2 separate regions of the Homo sapiens genome follow, and region 2 is linked to region 1. The links are chromatin contacts, found by Hi-C or POLR2A ChIA-PET in ENCODE. All regions are on one chromosome and are shown on one strand. Each heading gives the region's core, a stretch centred on a gene start or an enhancer-like site at or near the end of the contact. The rest is flanking DNA. Distances are from core to core; before and after follow the strand shown.

Evidence for each region. Hi-C counts contacts between places; a loop is a spot of excess contacts on that map. ChIA-PET counts read pairs that join two places held with the same protein, here RNA polymerase II (POLR2A). Pooled maps may share reads with other maps.
Region 2: a pooled map shows a loop between it and region 1 (9-fold over the local background). The contact joins the promoter of ECEL1 here to the enhancer-like site in region 1. A Hi-C loop is called at or near these places in 1 of 37 single-sample maps with no recorded cell type and 5 of 50 pooled maps. POLR2A ChIA-PET finds 5 or more read pairs at or near these places in 1 of 52 experiments (activated CD4-positive, alpha-beta T cell).

The regions. Positions count from the first base shown.
Region 1 is chr2:232,418,797-232,424,524 of GRCh38, reverse strand. It overlaps the pseudogene ECEL1P1. Among named protein-coding and RNA genes, the nearest start is that of ALPG, 15 kb to the right of the region's middle. RefSeq lists enhancers at 99-866, 867-1,634, 3,897-4,680, 5,464-5,728. Within about 2 kb of position 3,229, at least 2 of the 41 ENCODE cell types and tissues checked have a DNase peak (open chromatin) inside an H3K27ac peak, as active enhancers do.
Region 2 is chr2:232,485,160-232,490,477 of GRCh38, reverse strand. It overlaps ECEL1 (endothelin converting enzyme like 1), which reads left to right and starts at 2,644. Exons shown (of 18, transcript NM_004826.4): 1 at 2,644-2,759; 2 at 3,724-4,610; 3 at 5,211-5,279. The coding sequence starts at 3,825. LOC124906124 (a long non-coding RNA gene) reads right to left here and starts at 2,535. Exons shown (of 3, transcript XR_007088123.1): 1 at 1,519-2,535; 2 at 1-1,162. RefSeq lists an enhancer at 3,990-4,597.

The DNA of each region.
Region 1 (5,728 bases), core at 1,980-4,479:
TAGAAACCAGAGCCCTCAAACCAGAAGGGCACTTCTGTTTATACCAGAAAGTGCTTGCTAAAAGCAAAGAAGCAAATAAAAAAACAAAACTGGCTGGGCACAGTGGCTCACCCATGTAATCCCATCACTTTGGGAGGCGAGGTGGGCAGATCACTTGAGGTCAAGAGTTCAAGATCAGCCTGGCCAACGTGGTGCAATCCAGTCTCTACCAGAATACAAAAATTAGCCGGACATGGTGGTGCACGCTTGTAGTCTCAGCTACTAGGGAGGCTGAGGCACAAGAATCGCTTGAACCTGGGAGGAAGAGGTTGCAGTGAGCCGTGATCCTGCCAAGCACTCCAGCCTGGGCAACAGAGCAGGACTCTGTTGGGTGACCGAGCAAGACTGCCTCACACACACACACCCCAACCAAAAACAAAACTCCAACCTCTATACTCCCAAGAAGGATGCAAGGTCCTTTGTTTAAGGGAGGCTTATAACCAAAAAAGATCCAGGATAAAGTAAAAAGGAACTGACTAAAGGGAGGGAGTCTGAGTATTCGAGGAGATTCACCAGAACATGAAGGGGTGGGTTGCCCCTCCACACCTGTGGGTGTTTCTCGTTAGGTGGAACGAGAGACTTGGAAAAGAAAGAGACACAAAGTATAGAGAAAGACAAAAGGGGGCCCAGGGAACCGGCGTTCAGCATATGGAGGATCCCACCGGCCTCTGAGTTCCCTTAGTATTTATTGATCATTATTGGGTGTTTCTTGGAGAGGGGGATGTGGCAGGGTCATAGGATAATAGTGGAGAGAAGGTCAGCAGGTAAACACGTGAACAAAGGTCTCTGCATCATAAACAAGGTAAAGAATTAAGTGCTGTGCTTTTGTTGTGCATATACATAAACATCTCAATGCCTTAAGGAGCAGTATTGCTGCCAGCATGTCCCACCTACAGCCCTAAGGCGGTTTTCCCCTATCTCAGTAGATGGATATACAATCGGCTTTACACTGAGACATTCCATCGCCCAGGGACGAGCAGGAGACAGAAGCCTTCCTCTTACCTCAACTGCAAAGAGGCGTTCCTTCCTCTTTTACTAATCCTCCTCAGCACAGACCCTTTACAGGTGTCGGGCTGGGGGACGGTCAGGTCTTTCCCTTCCCATGAGGCCATATTTCAGACTATCACATGGGGAGAAACCTTGGACAATACCTGGCTTTCCTAGGCAGTGGTCCCTGCAGTCTTCCGCATGTGTCTCTGGGTACTTGAGATTAGGGAGTGGCTTGAGATTAGGGAGTGGTGATGACTCTTAACAAGCATGCTGCCTTCAAGCATTTGTTTAACAAAGCACATCCTGCACAGCCCTTAATCCATTTAACCCTGAGGTGACACAGCACGTGTTTCAGGGAGCACAGGGTTGGGGGTAGGGTTACAGATTAACAGCATCTCAAGGCAGAAGAATTTTTCTTAGTACAGAACAAAATGGAGTCTCCTATGGCTACTTCTTTCTACGCAGACACAGTAACAATCTGATCTCTCTTTCTTTTCCCCACAAGAACAGAAAAGCAACTCCTGGAAAGGCAGTCTGCAGAGGGCTCAGTCAATGCAGTGTTAGATTCCAGGAGACACTGATTCATCCAAGATGAGTTCACTTCAGTCCCACTTCTGACACCACTATGTGACATTGCATAACAGATACAGGAAGACCCTAAAATAAAATGAACTTTCTTTGGAAATAGGTACTGCAATGGGAATAAGCAGGCCAGAGGAAACTATGTGTGAATTTAGAAAGGTGAAGGAAGACAAAGGTTTTTAAAGAAAAAAGGAGGAGGATCACAGGATTGTTTTGAGATATTCATCCTTGGCTACAAGGATCAAGGATATGAGTGGCACCAGTTTGAGGATGGACAGGCAGGTGCTGGGCAGATGTCCTTGCAGAAGTATTTTTTGGTGAAAGGTTGTGAAGGCCATTATGCAAGCTGGTTGTTTGCAGTCTTCTGTGATAGTTCTTGATATCAGGTTTTGTGCATGATAAATCCCCTTCATGTTCCTGGCTTTACTTCTCAGGATTTTTAACAAAAGGAACTCTGTTTTGATTCTGACGAGGTGCATAGGCTGGATGACTGGGATCTGTCGTTAGTCAGGGGGTAGGCAGCGAGTCAGATTCTGAAGCCCTCACGGTCTGTGCCTGGTCTGTGCCCGGCACCCCCTCGGGCCTTCTCTCTCCAAGGCAGCTCTGGCTACTCTACCCACCCGCTCACCCTCACATCAGGTATCCAGCTGCGTCACTCAGGGCTTCACTGGGTGTCGCTGGGCACTGCTGTGGTCTGCCATGCTCTTGCATATGAGTCATGGGGTCACCTGGGCAATCAGGGTGTATTAGTCCGTTCTCACCCTCCTATGAAGAAATACCTGAGACTGGGTAAATTATAAAGAAAAGAGGTTTAATTGACTCACATTTCCTCATAGCTGGGGAGCCCTCAGGAAACTGACAATCATGGTGGAAAGCACCTTCTCGCATGGCGACAGGAGAGAGAATGCGCGCAAACGGGAAATGTCAGACGCTTATAAAACCATCAGATCTGGCGAGACTCACTCATTCGCACAAGAACAGCACGTGCGGAACCAGCCCCATGATTCAATTACCTCCACCTGGTCTCGCCCTTGACACGTGGGGATTATGGGGATTACAATTCGAGGTGAGATTTGGGTGGGAATACAGAGCCAAACCATATCACAGGGGTAGGGGAAGACCCCACAGTGAGGGAACTGGAGCCTGGACCACGGACATCACCCACTCACCCACAGCCTCAGCTTCCCTTTTGGGGAAACTGCAGAGGAGCCAAGGAGCTGGGCCTCAGACCCTTCTTTATTGACAGTCTGTGCAGGGTGACCAGGACTGTGTGGTCAGAGGCTAAACCCACGTCACCTCCTATAGGCAGTGATTGCTGTTCTCTGGGACAACCGCCTATTGGGACCATGGGGGCCACACTCACAGCCCCAGGCCTGCTTCTGGCAGGGCTCTGCGTTGCTCTCCGTGGATCAGAGGCTGGGGGAAGGGGGCGAGACAACCAGAAGCCCAGACACCCCGGGGAGAGCTGATCCCGGACAGGGGTTCCGAGGAGGTAAAGGAAGCTCCCTGGTGAAGGTGAGCTCTGCGCAGGCGCTGTGCGGGCAGCCCAGGCACTCCGTCAGCGCCCTCTCAATCCTTAGGAGGAGTCCTCCCTGGGTGGTGCTCCAGGGCTGTGGGCTGGACCATGACGGCCCCCAGCTGCGTAGCTCCAGCTCCTTTCCAACCGGTTGGTGGGCGGTTCCGAGTGGGGACACGGGATCGGAGGGGACTCCTGCCGGGTGTACCCGCTACCCTCACTAGTCCCGGGATGCGACTGGATCCGGAGTCCCCTACCGCAGCCCGCGCACGACCCTCGGAAGCCTGTCTCCGCGGCCCCCGACCCAGGTCCCCGCTGCCGCCGCGCTGCCAGGTAGCCAGAGGGTCGCAGGAGGAAGGAAGGGAGCGCGGGACGGGCGGAGGAGGGTGGAGCCACCGGCGCGTCCTCTCCCTCGGGCAGGCAGGCAGGCGGGCGGCGGGCTGGGGCGGCGGCAGAGAAGGCAGCGGGAGCGGGGAGACACCGGCCGCTAGCGCCGCTTCGCTCCTGCTCAGGCAGCGGCTTCGGCCCGACCCGCTCCGCCTCTGCCAGGCTCCGGCGCGCACCTGCCGGGTAGGTGGCGCCTGAGTCCCTGCAGCCGCGGCCACTTCCGTCACCTTCGTAGCCGCTGCGCGGAGCCTCCCGGCTTTGTTTGCGTCCATCCGCCGGCTGCGACTCCCAGGCTCGGCTCTGAGGCTCCATGGACTGCGCGCCGCGCCTGCATGGCTCTGGGCTCGCCCGGCCAGCTCGCGCCCCAGCGTGGGTGAAACTTCGCGCAAGTGTGGGTTCTAGGGAGAACCTGTTGAAGCCAGGAGTGGAGCGGAAAGGGGATAGAGACGGACAGGTCTCGGGTTCCCCATCACTGCCGTGCAGGGGGTGGGTTGTGTATCCGCGACCCTGGAGCAATAGTGCGTTCCCCTTGGGAAGGGGCGGGTGGGCCGTCGGGCCACCGAGCAGAAGGAGCCAGCGAGCGGGTTTGAAGTGGTAGATCCCGCAGACTTCCACGAGGACAAAGTTTGGTTCTTTGGCCGTTTTGCGAAGCGTCTGTCTGTGTCCAGCTCGGAGAGCTGAAAGTGCCGCATAGACGCGCCCCTGACCGCACCTCCTCACTCCAGCCTCTGCTCCTTCCCCCACCCCACTTGGCCTTGGCTAGGACAGGTCGTGGACAAGAAAGGCGAAGGGAAGAGAGATGCAATGAAGGCCCCCTACGTGCCAGGCCCCGTGCCCAGCGCCTCCCCCTTCCCATAAGAGGCCTCCCAATCCAGCATCCGACACGTGTGTGCAGGGAGGAGGACAGGGGAGAAGACTCCACTGTGCACGCGGGGATGGTGGCCCCGCCAGACTCTCCTCGTCCCTGGTTTCCGCAGTGAATGAGGCCGGCAGCTGGGGCCTCTGCACCCAGGCCTGCGTCTCTCCTCGCGGTGCCTGGGAGCCCCGTCGGGCTGCTGCGCCTCCTGAGCCTGACTCTGCTCTTCCCGCAGCTTTGGCCCCCCGGGGCCATGCAGAGGCCCACTAGGAGGCCAGCGGCCGCGCGCATCCCATAGCCCAGGTGGCCCAGGGCTGCATCGCGGCGGCCTCGGTGCCATGGAGCCCGGTATTCGCTGACGGCGCACTACGACGCGTTCCAGGAGGTCAAGTACCTAAGCTGCTGTGGCGCGGGGATCGTGCAAGGGCCTTTCTGCCGCCCAGGCTTCTCTCAAGGAGCAGCGCCACCAGGACCTGGGCTGCCGCGCTGGAACCCTGCGTGAGGTGAGCCTGCGGTCGGGGCTGGTGTTCGCCGCTGATCTCTGCGCCATCCTGGCGGCTATGCTGGCGCTCAAGTACCTGGGCCCGGTCGCGGCGGGCGGCGGCGCCTGTCCCGAGAGCTGCCCCGAGGGCAAGGCCTTAGCGCGCGCCGCCGGCCTCCTGGCAGCCAACCTGGACGCCAGCATGGACTCGTACCAGAACTTCTACTTTTTCGTCTGCGGCTGCTGACTGAAGCGCCATGCCACCCCCAACGAAAAGCTCACCTATGGCACCATCGCGGCCTTCGGCGAGCAGAAAGAGGAGCGCCTGAGGCGCCTGCTGGCACGGCCCAGGGATGGGCCCGGCGGCGCGGCCCAGTGCAAGGTGAGCGCCTTTTTCCGTTCGTGCCTCGACATGCGCGAGATAGAGCTACTGAGTCCTCGGCCCATGCTAGAGGTCATGGAGGACTGCGGGGGCTGGGACCTGGGCGGCGCGGCGGAGCGTCCGGGGGTCGCGGGACCTCAACCAGCTGGGACCTCAACCAGCTGCTGTACAAGGTGCAGGGCGTGTACAGTGCCGCCGCGCTCTTCTCTCTCTAGATCAGCCTAGATTACAGGAACTCCTCGCGCTACGTCATCCGCCTGAGTGCGATTCCCGAGCGCCCAGCCAGCGGCCGCAGACCCGGGGCGTGGCCCTGACTAGGGGTCCCTGCGCGTGGGAGGAGGGTGCGCAAGAGGAGAGAAAGGGAAAGCAGGGGAGGGGAGCGCTTGGCGGCAGAGCGCGGGAGGAAGGCGCAAGTAATTTCCCTGGGTTAACTGAAGTGTTCAGCCGAGCCGCGGGAGCCGCAATTTCCCAGCCCTCTGGAAGGCAGTGAGGGCA
Region 2 (5,318 bases), core at 1,395-3,894, 67 kb before region 1:
GGCTCGTCCTGGAGCTGACACCCTGCTGCAGCACACCGAGGCAGGGCAAGGGGTTCATCCCCACCCACGTGCAGGCCGCAGGAGAGAGGCGGGTCCGACCACAAATGGGCTCCAGTCAGGACCAGGCCCGGCGTTAGGTGGGCAGCCCCACCTCAGAGCAGGGCACTTAGCAGCCCACATGGTGAACGTGCAACAGATGCAAGCTACTGGTGACAGCACACTGTCCTCAGGGAGGGCTCTATGTCCAGAACCCAAACCAAGTGATGCCCTGTTCGGCAGAGTTGCTGGGATCTACCCTTGGTCAAGGAGGAGACAGAGAGTCAGGTTCTGAACCCCTCATCTCTGCCCCCTTGCATCCCCTCGGGCCTTTTCTCTCCAAGGCAGCTCTGGCAGCACCCAACTGCTCCCTGAAGCTGGGCACCCAGCTGCCTCACTCAGGGCTTGGCTGGGTTTAGCTGGGCACCACTGTGGCCTGTCATTCTCTTTCTCATGAGTCATGGGGTCATCTTGGTAATTAGGGGTAGGAAGAGATCCCCCAAAAGAGTGAGCAAGCTACAGGCCAGACCACTGGTGCCTACTCCCCTACAGTGCCAGCTTCCCTTACAGAGAAGGTGCCGGAGAGTCAAGGAGGTGGGCCTCTGACTTCTCTTTATTGGCAGTCTGTGTGGGGTGGCCAGGACTGAGGGGTCAGAGGGCCCAATTCCAAGTCAACTCCTGTAGGCCCTGGTTGCTGCTCTCAGCCCGGGGCTGGGGGATGCGATGTGAAAAGAAAAGGTGAGGTGGAGCCAGGCAGGTCGCCCGGCAGGGAGTCGGGAGGCCCATGAGCAGACCAATAGCAGCTGAGTCTGGGAGAGGGTGGCTGGAAGGGGGGTCCCAGAGCTGACCCGGGAGGGAGGAGGAAGGGATGAGGGAGGGCAAAAGGAGGGAGGAGAGACTGAGGGCCTGGGGGCTGCCCCCCACCCCACCCCCGGGACTGGAGCAGAAGAGTCCCTAGGGAAGCGTGTTTGCCTCTGTGCCTTTCTGTCGGAAGAGGCTCTCTGAGACAATATCCATTTTTACATTTCTTGGAAATTTCATGGCATTCATTTCGGGGAAAATAAAAGCTGTCCTTGCTGGAGAAATGATACCAATCAGGGCCTGAAAAGGCTGGAAAATTATCCTCCTGGAGACGGGAACATTGAGGGAAAAATGCAGATTAAAAGCACAAAGAGCCACTTTGCCACCTCCCTGCCCTCCCCTCCCCCCTTCATGGAATCGCCACATTATAAGTAATTCCATTTTTCCTCTTTAGAATTAATAGGACCCAAGAAGGATGCATGGGGCAGAGGACAACCCTGGGGTGGCCAGAGATGGAGGCAGGGTATCCGGAGTGGGGGCTTAGAGATGGAGAGATGAAGAGGCAGGGAGAGGCAAGACAGGGGCAGAGGCCGGCACTCAGGGCCAGGGCTCAGGAGCTGGGCAGATGCACAGACCCTGAGGAGGAGAACAGGATGATGGGTAGGTTATCAGAGTCCCTACCTTGTTGTGATTTTTATTAGATGGTGCTCCATGGCTCTCACACATTGTTTAAGCCAATCCTACGGGCTGGAGCCGGCAGACCTGGGAGGGCTGGTGCTTTGTGGGGTCTCCTGCTAGAGACACCAGAGGCAGGGTAGGGCAGAGAAAGCAGAGACTCCAGAAACAGTATCAGTCTTCCAAGGAGCCCCAAGTTCTCTGTGTCCCATTAGGGCCAGGCTGTCTGGCCAAGGCAGGCAGGCAGGTAGAAGAGGGCTTTGCCTCCAGGCAGTGGGGAGGCCCCACATTTAAAAAGCCAGTTTACCTGGAAGAAGGCAGGCGGTGAGTAAATTCAGAGTCCCTGCACCCAGCCTGCCCTCCCATCAGTCCACATACCAGGGTCTTGAGGCTCAGGGCCTGTCTGAGGCCTAGGGCTGCTGGCCAGAGGGGGCAGGCTCCAGCCTTCCCTGGCTCCAGCAGGGAGACTTCGCTCATTCTTCTCTTGGCCTTTTCTTCCTACCTGGGCCAGGGACTCCCTGAGCCGTGGTGCCAGGGCCACCCAAGGCTGGGGAGGATGGGGAAGGGGGCGGCAAGCCCTCTTCTTGCAGGAGTCCCCGCTGAGCTCCCTTCACCAGGGGCTAGGTGAAGGGAGCGAGGCCAACCAGAAGCCCTAGTGGAGAGCCCATCCAGGGCAGGGGTTCCAAGGAGGACAAAAAAGCCGGTTAGTGAAGGTGCGCTCTGCGCCAGGGACTGTGCCGGCAGACACAGGCACTACTGACACCGCCCCCAGCCCTTCGGAGGAGTCCTCGGCTCCTCATCTCCAGCTCCAGCCCCTTTCCAGCCGGCTGGTGGGCGGCTGGGAGTGGGGACACTGGATCGGAGGGGACCCTTCACGGGAGTACTCGCTGCCCTCACTCGTCTCGGAACGCGGCTGGACCCGGAGTCCCCGACCGCAGCCCGCGCACGACCCCCGGGAGCCTGTCTCCGCGGCCGCCGACCCACGTCCGCGCTGCCGCCCCACTGCCAGGTGGCCCGAGAGATGCAGGAGGAAGGAGGGGCGCGCGGGGCGGGCGGAGGAGGGTGGAGCCGCCGGCGCGCCCCCTCCCTCGGGCCGGCAGGCGGGCGGCGCGGCGGGCTCGGCGCGGCGGCAGAGGAGGCGGCGGGCGCTGGGAGACACCGGACGCCCGCTCGGCTGCGCTGCGGCTCAGGCCCCCGCTCGGGCCCGACCCGCTCGGTCACCGCCGGCTCGGGCGCGCACCTGCCGGGTAAGTGGCGCCCGAGTCCCTGCCGCTGAGGCCACCACCGCGGCCACTTCCGTCGCCGCCGCCGCCACTGCGCGGAGCCTCCCGGCTTTGTCTGCGTCCTCTCGGCTGCGGCTCCGGCTGCGGCTGCGGCTGCGGCTCCCGGGCTCGGCTCTCGGGCTCCGCGGACTGCGCCGCACGGCGCCGGGGCTCGGGGGTCGCCAGCCAGCTCGCTCCCCGCCGGGGGTGAAACTTCGCCCAAGTTTGGGTTCTGGGGAGAACCTGTTGAAGCCAGGAGTGGCTCGGGGCGGGGACAGAGATGGTGGGAGTGGGGGGAGGGAACCCGTCTCGGGTTCTCCATCAGGGCCGTCCAGTGGGTGGGTTGTGTGTCCGCCACCCTGGGGCGTTGGCGCGCGCCCCTAGGGAAGGGGCGAGTGGGCCGTCGGGCCACCGAGCAGAAGGAGCCAGGGAGCGGGGTTGGCGTGGTCGATCCCGCGGACTTCCGCGAGGACAAAGTTTGGTTCTTTGGCCGCTTTGCGGAGCGTCTGTCTGGGTCCAGCGCGGAGAGCTGAAAGTGTCGCATAGACGCGCCCCTGACCGCACCTCCTCACTCCAGCCTCCGCTTCTTCCCCCACTCCACCCGGCCTTGGCTGGGGCAGGTCGTGGAAGAGAAAGGCGAAGGGGAAGAGGGACGACCTTTCAATGAAGGCCCACTACGTGCCAGGCCCCTTGCCTGGCGCCTCTTGCTTCCAATAAGAGCCCTCCCAACCCTGCGGCCCTCAAGTGTGTGCAGGGAGGGGACAGGGGGGAAGACTCCACTGTGCACCCGGGGGTGGTGGCCCCGCCGAACCCTCATAGTCCCTGGTTTCCGCAGTGAATGAGGCCCGCGGCTGGGGCCTCTGCACCCAGGCCTGTGTCCCTCCTCGCGGTGACCCTGAGCCCCATCCGGCTGCGGCGCCTCCTGAGCCTGCTTCCGCCCTTCCCGCAGCTGCGGCCCCAGGGCCATGCGGAGGCCCACGAGGAGGCCGGCGGCCACGCGCATCCCGTAGCCCAGGTGGCCCAGGTCTGCACCGCGGCGGCCTCGGCGCCATGGAGCCCCCGTATTCGCTGACGGCGCACTACGATGAGTTCCAAGAGGTCAAGTACGTGAGCCGCTGCGGCGCGGGGGGCGCGCGCGGGGCCTCCCTGCCCCCGGGCTTCCCGTTGGGCGCTGCGCGCAGCGCCACCGGGGCCCGGTCCGGGCTGCCGCGCTGGAACCGGCGCGAGGTGTGCCTGCTGTCGGGGCTGGTGTTCGCCGCCGGCCTCTGCGCCATTCTGGCGGCTATGCTGGCCCTCAAGTACCTGGGCCCGGTCGCGGCCGGCGGCGGCGCCTGTCCCGAGGGCTGCCCTGAGCGCAAGGCCTTCGCGCGCGCCGCTCGCTTCCTGGCCGCCAACCTGGACGCCAGCATCGACCCATGCCAGGACTTCTACTCGTTCGCCTGCGGCGGTTGGCTGCGGCGCCACGCCATCCCCGACGACAAGCTCACCTATGGCACCATCGCGGCCATCGGCGAGCAAAACGAGGAGCGCCTACGGCGCCTGCTGGCGCGGCCCGGGGGTGGGCCTGGCGGCGCGGCCCAGCGCAAGGTGCGCGCCTTCTTCCGCTCGTGCCTCGACATGCGCGAGATCGAGCGACTGGGCCCGCGACCCATGCTAGAGGTCATCGAGGACTGCGGGGGCTGGGACCTGGGCGGCGCGGAGGAGCGTCCGGGGGTCGCGGCGCGATGGGACCTCAACCGGCTGCTGTACAAGGCGCAGGGCGTGTACAGCGCCGCCGCGCTCTTCTCGCTCACGGTCAGCCTGGACGACAGGAACTCCTCGCGCTACGTCATCCGCGTGAGTGCGCCCCCTGAGCGCCCTGCCAGCGGCCGCGGATCCGGGGCGCAGTGGCCTTGCCCAGGGGTCCCTGCGCGCGGGAGGCGGGTGCGTGAGAGGAGAGGAGGGAAGAGACGAGCAGGAGAGGGGAGGGGAGGGGAGCGCACAGAGGCAGAGCGCGGGAGGAGGGCGCAAGTAATTTCCCTGGGGTAATTGCGGTGTTTAGAGGAGCCGCGGGAGCCGCAATTTCCCAGCCCTCTGGCAGGCAGTGAGGGCCAGGAGGGAGAGGCGCGCCGGCGGGCTGGGTTGACGTCTCCGCGAGGTCTGGAGCTGGCCCCAAAGCTAGGGGTCCCAACTGTCAGTGGGGGACCTACGAATGCCCCGGACAGATAAGGAAAGTGCAGACGTACAGGGGTAAGATTGGGCATCCGCAGGCTGGGACAGTCAGGGATGGGGCTTTGGCCATCTCGTCTGGGTGGAAAGAGGAGCTGGGGTCTGCGTGCTTCTGTGGCTGTACTCATGGATGTCTGGTTGCTCTCTGGGCATTGGAGTGGGAATTCCCTCTGTTTAGGGAACCTGAGGTGTGGGCCTCTGACCTGTGGCCCCTGTCTCCCTCCCCAGATTGACCAGGATGGGCTCACCCTGCCAGAGAGGACCCTGTACCTCGCTCAGGATGAGGACAGTGAGAAGGTGCTGGGGCATGGGATGGGGAGGCAGGGAAGGCCTGGG